2 separate regions of the Homo sapiens genome follow, and region 1 is linked to region 2. A link is a contact called in ENCODE Hi-C or POLR2A ChIA-PET data. All regions are on one chromosome and are shown on one strand. The core of a region is the stretch at or near the end of the contact, and the rest is flanking DNA. Distances in the headings are between cores, read along the strand shown.

Region 1 (2,805 bases), core at 109-2,608, 560 kb before region 2:
AGGTCTACACTCCTCTCAGCCCGGAGGGGCAGCGTGAGTTATACTGCTGGACAAAGGGGAAAAAGACAAAATGCTGGGCTGGGGTAGAAGGGAAGGACGCGGGTGTTAAATGTGGGCGTGGTTTCTTCTGAATGTCCCACCCACTCCACTATACATTGCTTAAATGCAGTGCAAATTTCCCTACCCCCAGCGGAGGAGGGGTGAAGATTCAGCAGGTTTTAGGGTCTAGGACCCTGAGCTCCTCCATTCATGAATACCCAAACAACTGTAGCCCACCCTCTCACCACTGCCTAGGCGGACGACCAGTGTCCCCAGCTAGATCTCTACCCTTAGGAGCAGGGCACTGGCTGACCCGGAGAACCTGCGCCGCCTCTTCTCAGCCTGCTGCCAGCCCAGTGCACGAGCTGAATGCCGCTGCCGCCTGGCTGGCCGGGAAAGACGGGGATCTTGACGCGGCGGCGCCTGGGACACGGCAACCGCAGCACAGGGCATGGCCCTGCGGCTGGACCGGACGCGGCGGCTGCAGGCAGAGCAGGAAGAGAGCGCAGGCTGGGCAGCGGCGTACGCTTCGGCGACGTCAGCTTCCGGGGCCGTGGACGGGGGCGCGCCCGAGCCTCCTGGAAACCTCCCCACCAAGGACCTGGGGAACCCAAGTCTCGGCCCGCTTTGTAGCCTCTGGTTTCTAAATTCAGCGTCGAGGAGCGAAAACAACCCCCCTGAACTGGGCCCAGACCCTTAAGCTCCTGGAACCTCAGTTTTTCCTTCCGTCGAATGGCGACAATGGCTGTCTGGTTGAACGTTATTTTACCTAGGAAGTAATAATTTTCGTAAATAGGTCTCTGAGAGTATTTGCTTGCTAAAATCCTGCTTTGTCCTGGAAGCAAATTTAGGCCACGTTAGGGGCGGGGACTTCGTATTTGATGTTGAGCACCTGGCGAGCGCCACCTTCGCCTCAAAGCGCCCTCGGACCCTGATCCAGCATAAGGCCAGAGTTGGGCAGTGAGGGGTCTCGAGAGGTGGAAAGGGGATTATTGCCCTCTCAAGAGTCCTACGTAGGTGACTCCTAAGCCTTAGCATTTACTCCCTTAGACCGTGTAACAGGCCACCCCAATTACGCGCCAAACTCAGGCTGCGGCTCTTGGCGCAGCCTCGGTCCCGCCTGATTTCAGTTTCCATTTCGCTGCCCCTGGTGCCCCACCGCCCGCGGCTGTCTGGGGATTTGCCCGGTGATCAGTGACGTAAAAGAGACTAAGGTTCCCATTGGATGGCGAAGTTCGGCAGGAGCCAATCCCGGGGCTGGTCCGGGAGAAATCTCGGCGAAGGGCCCCGAATAGCCGGGAGATTACGGGGCGGGGACGAGCTGTCGCGCTGGTTGCTCGTGCAGGAGCGGGACCCGGAACAGACCGCCGTGAGAGAGGAGGGGTGCCGGCCGGGATTCGCGGCCCGGAGCTCGGGACCGGTGAGTAGGGGGTGCACATGAGACATACAGCGAAGCAACAGTCTCGTACGCTCACCGGGTTTGGGGCGACCCAACGCAGCCGCCGGGCCCGGGTTCAAAACGGGGCCAGGCCCCCGGGCGGGCTCAGGAGGGGGTCAAGTTCGCTGCGTCCTCCCTGCCAGCCAGATCCCTCCTGTTTGCTTGTCCTTACATTCTCCCCCTCCTCTTGGGTCTTTCTCGCTTTCTGGTATCCTACTCAGACTCCCATCCATTCTAGTCTGCGGAACCAGAAGTAAGCGGGGCCTGGATGACCGTCCGGTTGCTTGGAGCCTGGTAGATAGGCGACTAATCCAGCTCCCTGACCAAAGTGTCATGCTTTCTTTCTCTTTCTTTTTTTTTTTTTTTTTTTTGTTCGGAGTAAACCGGTTTAGCCACAAATACTTGGAGCTGTGCTTTCACTCCTTCCAGCTCATTAGCATTTTTCTTACTGATTTTCTCCCTATTTGGCCTTAGAAAAAAAGTGTAAATTTAACTCTGTGGAGTAAATGGGAGGGACACACTTCCAAATCTCCAGTAGATTTCAAATTTTGACCCACGATTTGTGTGTACTTCAAAAGAGGGGAGAATGACATTCGTTTATGCATGCCTTAACCTCCTGTTTTTAACTCTTAGCTGAAATCATAATCCCTAACATGTTTTTCCCCAAGTTCAAAAAAATCACCTTTAAAAAAAATAGGCTTTTTATGTTTCAAAAATTGCAATTTTATTGTTTAAGTAGACTTTATTTCTTACAACACTTTTAGATTTACAGAAGAATTGAGAAGATAGTACAAACTTCCCACATGCTCCAAACCGGATCCCCTGTTATTAACATCTTACCTCAGTGTGGTACATTTGTTGCAGTTAACCAATATCAATACATTATTATTGACCAAAGTCCATAGTGTGTTCAGATTTCCTTAGTTTTTACCTCAGTACTTTTTCTGTTTCATGATCCCATGGAGGTTACCACATTACATTTAGTTGTCATGTCTCCTTATGCTCCTCTTGGCTGTGGGAGTTTCTCAGACTTGTTTTGATGACCTTGACAGCATTGAAGAATACTGGTCGTGTATGTTGTAGGATGCCCCTCTATTGGAATTTGATGTTTTTCTCCTAAGACTGGGCTTATGGGTAACTGGGAGGAAGACCACAGAGGTAGATTGCCATTATCATCCCATCGTATCAAGGGCATGTACTAACATGATTTATGACTTAATATTGATTTGGGTGAGATAGTGTTTTTCAGGTTTCTCCACTGTACAGTTAGTCTCTTTTCCACTCTTTGCGTGTATTGTCCTCTTTAGAAGGAAGTCACTAAGTGCAGC
Region 2 (3,044 bases), core at 296-2,795:
CCGATAGACTATAAAATGTCTAATTTACATCAATTTAGCCAGATGCTTCCTAGGTAGGTCGGAGAAATGAGAACACTGATCCGAATCAATGTGAGGCAGCTCCCAGCAAGTGAGCGCCTGTAGCATGTGTGAGCATGGGTGCTGTGGTGAATGCAGCCAGGGGCTGCTCTTTCATACTGCTTTATTTCTTTTTCTTTTCTTTCTTTTTTTTTTTTGAGACGGAGTTTCGCTCTTGTTGCCCAGGCTGGAGTGCAATGGCACGATCTTGGCTCACTGCAACCTCCACCTCCCGGGTTCAAGGGATTCTCCTGCCTCACCCTCCTTTGTAGCTGGGACTACAGGCACCCGCCACCACGCCCGGCTAATTTTTTGTATTTTAGTAGAGACGAGGTTTCACCATATTGGTCAGGATGGGCTCGATTTCCTGACCTCGTGATCCACCCGCCTCGTCCTCCCAAAGTGCTGGGATTGCAGGCATGAGCCACCGCGCCCGGCCATACTGGTTTATTTCTTTTTCTTTTTTTTTTTTTTTTTTGAGACAGAGTCTTGCTCTGTCGCCCAGTCTGGAGTGCAGTGACACGATCTCGGCTCACTGCAAGCTCCGCCTCCCGGGTTCACGCCATTCTCCTGCCTCAGCCTCCTGAGTAGCTGGGATTACAGGGGTGCGTCACCATGCCTGGCTAATTTTTTGTATTTTTTTAGTAGAGACGGGGTTTCACCGTATTAGCCAGGATGGTCTCGATCTCCTGACCTCGTGATCCGCCCGCCTCGGCCTCCCAAAGTGCTGGGATTACAGGCGTGAGCCACCGCGCCTGGCCTACTGGTTTATTTCTTTAAGTAACACATACAGTGTAGAAAAATTAGAAACGATATGGAAAAATGTAGAGAACAAAAAACTAATTATGTTCTACCAAAGGTTTAAATTTTATCTATCAACATTTTTTCCATTTTTGTGTATTCCCTATTGTTAGTCTGAGATTCACCAATATTTTTATCTTTCAAAAGGAAAAACATTCAGCTTCTTGTGAGTCAAGTGAGTCAGGCACTGAGGCTTGCCCCTCCCCCTCCCCCCTCACCAAATGGGAATGGGTTTGCGCTGATTTTAATCAAACTGCTATGGGTTGTCCTGCGTAAGAGGCTTTGGGCTGTTCTGTAGGTCCCCGTGGGGTAGAACAGTTGGGTGCAAGACTCTGAAGGCAGATTTCAGCTCAAAAGAAAGAATTTTCCCTCCTTCAGAGCTGTCCAACCGTGGTGGGAATGAGTGGGAACTACGGGAGTGAGCTTCCCATTCCTGGATTTTCCAGCCAACATAGAACTGGAGGTTAGGCCACATTATCCTAATATTTTTGCCTAGCTGTAGGATGATACAAGAATATACATTTTCCTTCCCCATCTTCTCCCGCTTTTCCTCGCCTTCTTTCCATTTCTTTGGCCCCTTCGCTTTTCGCCACCTAGCGGCAGAATCTTGCTAGGTAAGGACCAGGAAGCTCTCCCAATCTGACCCGCAACAGCTGACGTCACGACTTCGCCACCGAGAATTGGTTGCCAGCAGCCTTTGGGGGCGGAGAATAAGGCGCAGATTATAAATAGGTCAAAGAGAGGTGCCTGCGAGCCGCGCAGTGACACCCCGTTCCTAAGGGCAGAGCTTTTCTTGCCTTTCGCTTCAGACCCACTGCACTTGGTTACGTGCTTTTCCTCCGCTGTCCGCTTCGTTTATCTGCTTTAACCCAGCCTGGGCTAGGTAGGCCTGAAGCCTATAATGTTGCTTGGCTGTTGCTCAGGAGAAGAAAGGCCCAGGTGGCCAGTTTGGCAACTGGCACAGTCCCTGTGAGCACCCACCTGCTGATGGTCCTTCTGTCACTACGTAGTCGCTCCGACGCCAGGAAAGTGCGGTGGTGGCCATTTTGGAACTGGGCAACTTTCACTTCGCCAATCATCTTGGGGTCTGGCCACCACAGTACTTTTTTTTCATTATTATTCTGGCAGAGAACACGTTATGGAGGGATAATTATGTAGCCTAGAATTTCTAGAGTTGTTTCAGGACTCATAATATCCTCATTCCAGAATATGAGAATATAGAAGCTTGGAATACTCAGATGCAAATTCCAGCACCACCCTTTCCTAATTGATTGAGGAACACATCTGACTCTAGTCTACGGTCCTGTGGAAAGACCTGTGACCCTAGGCAAAGAGCTTAAAGAAATCTCTCTTTTTTTTTTTTTTTTTTTTGAGACGGAGTTTTGCTCTTGTTGCCCAGGCTGGAGTGCAGTGGCGCGATCTCGGCTCACCGCAACCTCCACCTCCTGGATTCAAGTGATTCTCCTGCCTCAGCCTTCCGAGTAGCTGGGATTACAGGCTATGCGCCACTATGCCCGGCTAATTTTGTATTTTTAGTAGAGATGGGGTTTCTCCATGTTGGTCAGGCTGGTCTCGAACTCCGACTTCAGGTGATCCACCCGCCTCAGCCTCCCAAAGTGCTGGGATTACAGGCGTGAGCCACTGCACCTGGCCATGAAGAAATATCAATTTATTTAACTGCAAAATGATAATTCTGTCACCTCGTGGTGCTGATGTGAGGATTAAATGAGACAAGGTACATAAAGTGCTTAGGCCTGTGTCTGGCTCCCCCAAAAAACATAACACCTCTTGTGCAGCACCTGTGCTTAGAATGTTAGCCAGTGAGGGCAGGACTTCGTCTTATTTTCCCTGTGCCCTCCTGGGCATTGAATAGTGAGGGATACATATTAGAATAAGTTTGCTGAAAGAATGAATGACAAAGAATCCCTGCCTGTAGGTCTTCAGCCTTTGTATTCTATTATCTTTTAGGCTGTAGGCTCACCCTCAGGCATCTTCTTGCCACTCTAACCCCTATAGGCTGATAATTACACCTTTACTTGCTCTAGGTCACAGCAATCTGTTAACTACGAGATTAGTATTTTTATTAGTATTTTTGACTTTTTTTTTTTTTTGAGACATGGTTTCACTCTTAGAGTGCAGTGGCGTGATCTCAGCTCACTGCAACCTCCGCCTCCCAGGTTCAAGCG

The links. A loop is a pair of places that touch in the nucleus more often than their neighbours do. ChIA-PET counts read pairs that join two places held with the same protein, here RNA polymerase II (POLR2A). Pooled maps may share reads with other maps.
Region 1: a map with no recorded cell type shows a loop between it and region 2 (19-fold over the local background). The contact joins the promoter of TRIM26 here to the enhancer-like site in region 2. A Hi-C loop is called at or near these places in 1 of 37 single-sample maps with no recorded cell type and 9 of 50 pooled maps. POLR2A ChIA-PET finds 5 or more read pairs at or near these places in 4 of 52 experiments (HEK293, PC-3, PC-9 and 1 more).

The regions. Positions count from the first base shown.
Region 1 is chr6:30,211,959-30,214,763 of GRCh38, reverse strand. It overlaps TRIM26 (tripartite motif containing 26), which reads left to right and starts at 1,358. Exons shown (of 10, transcript NM_003449.5): 1 at 1,358-1,459. RefSeq lists a silencer at 498-680 and an enhancer at 139-1,027.
Region 2 is chr6:29,648,657-29,651,700 of GRCh38, reverse strand. No RefSeq gene overlaps it. Among named protein-coding and RNA genes, the nearest start is that of MOG, 6.9 kb to the left of the region's middle. RefSeq lists an enhancer at 2,509-3,044. Within about 2 kb of position 1,545, at least 33 of the 41 ENCODE cell types and tissues checked have a DNase peak (open chromatin) inside an H3K27ac peak, as active enhancers do.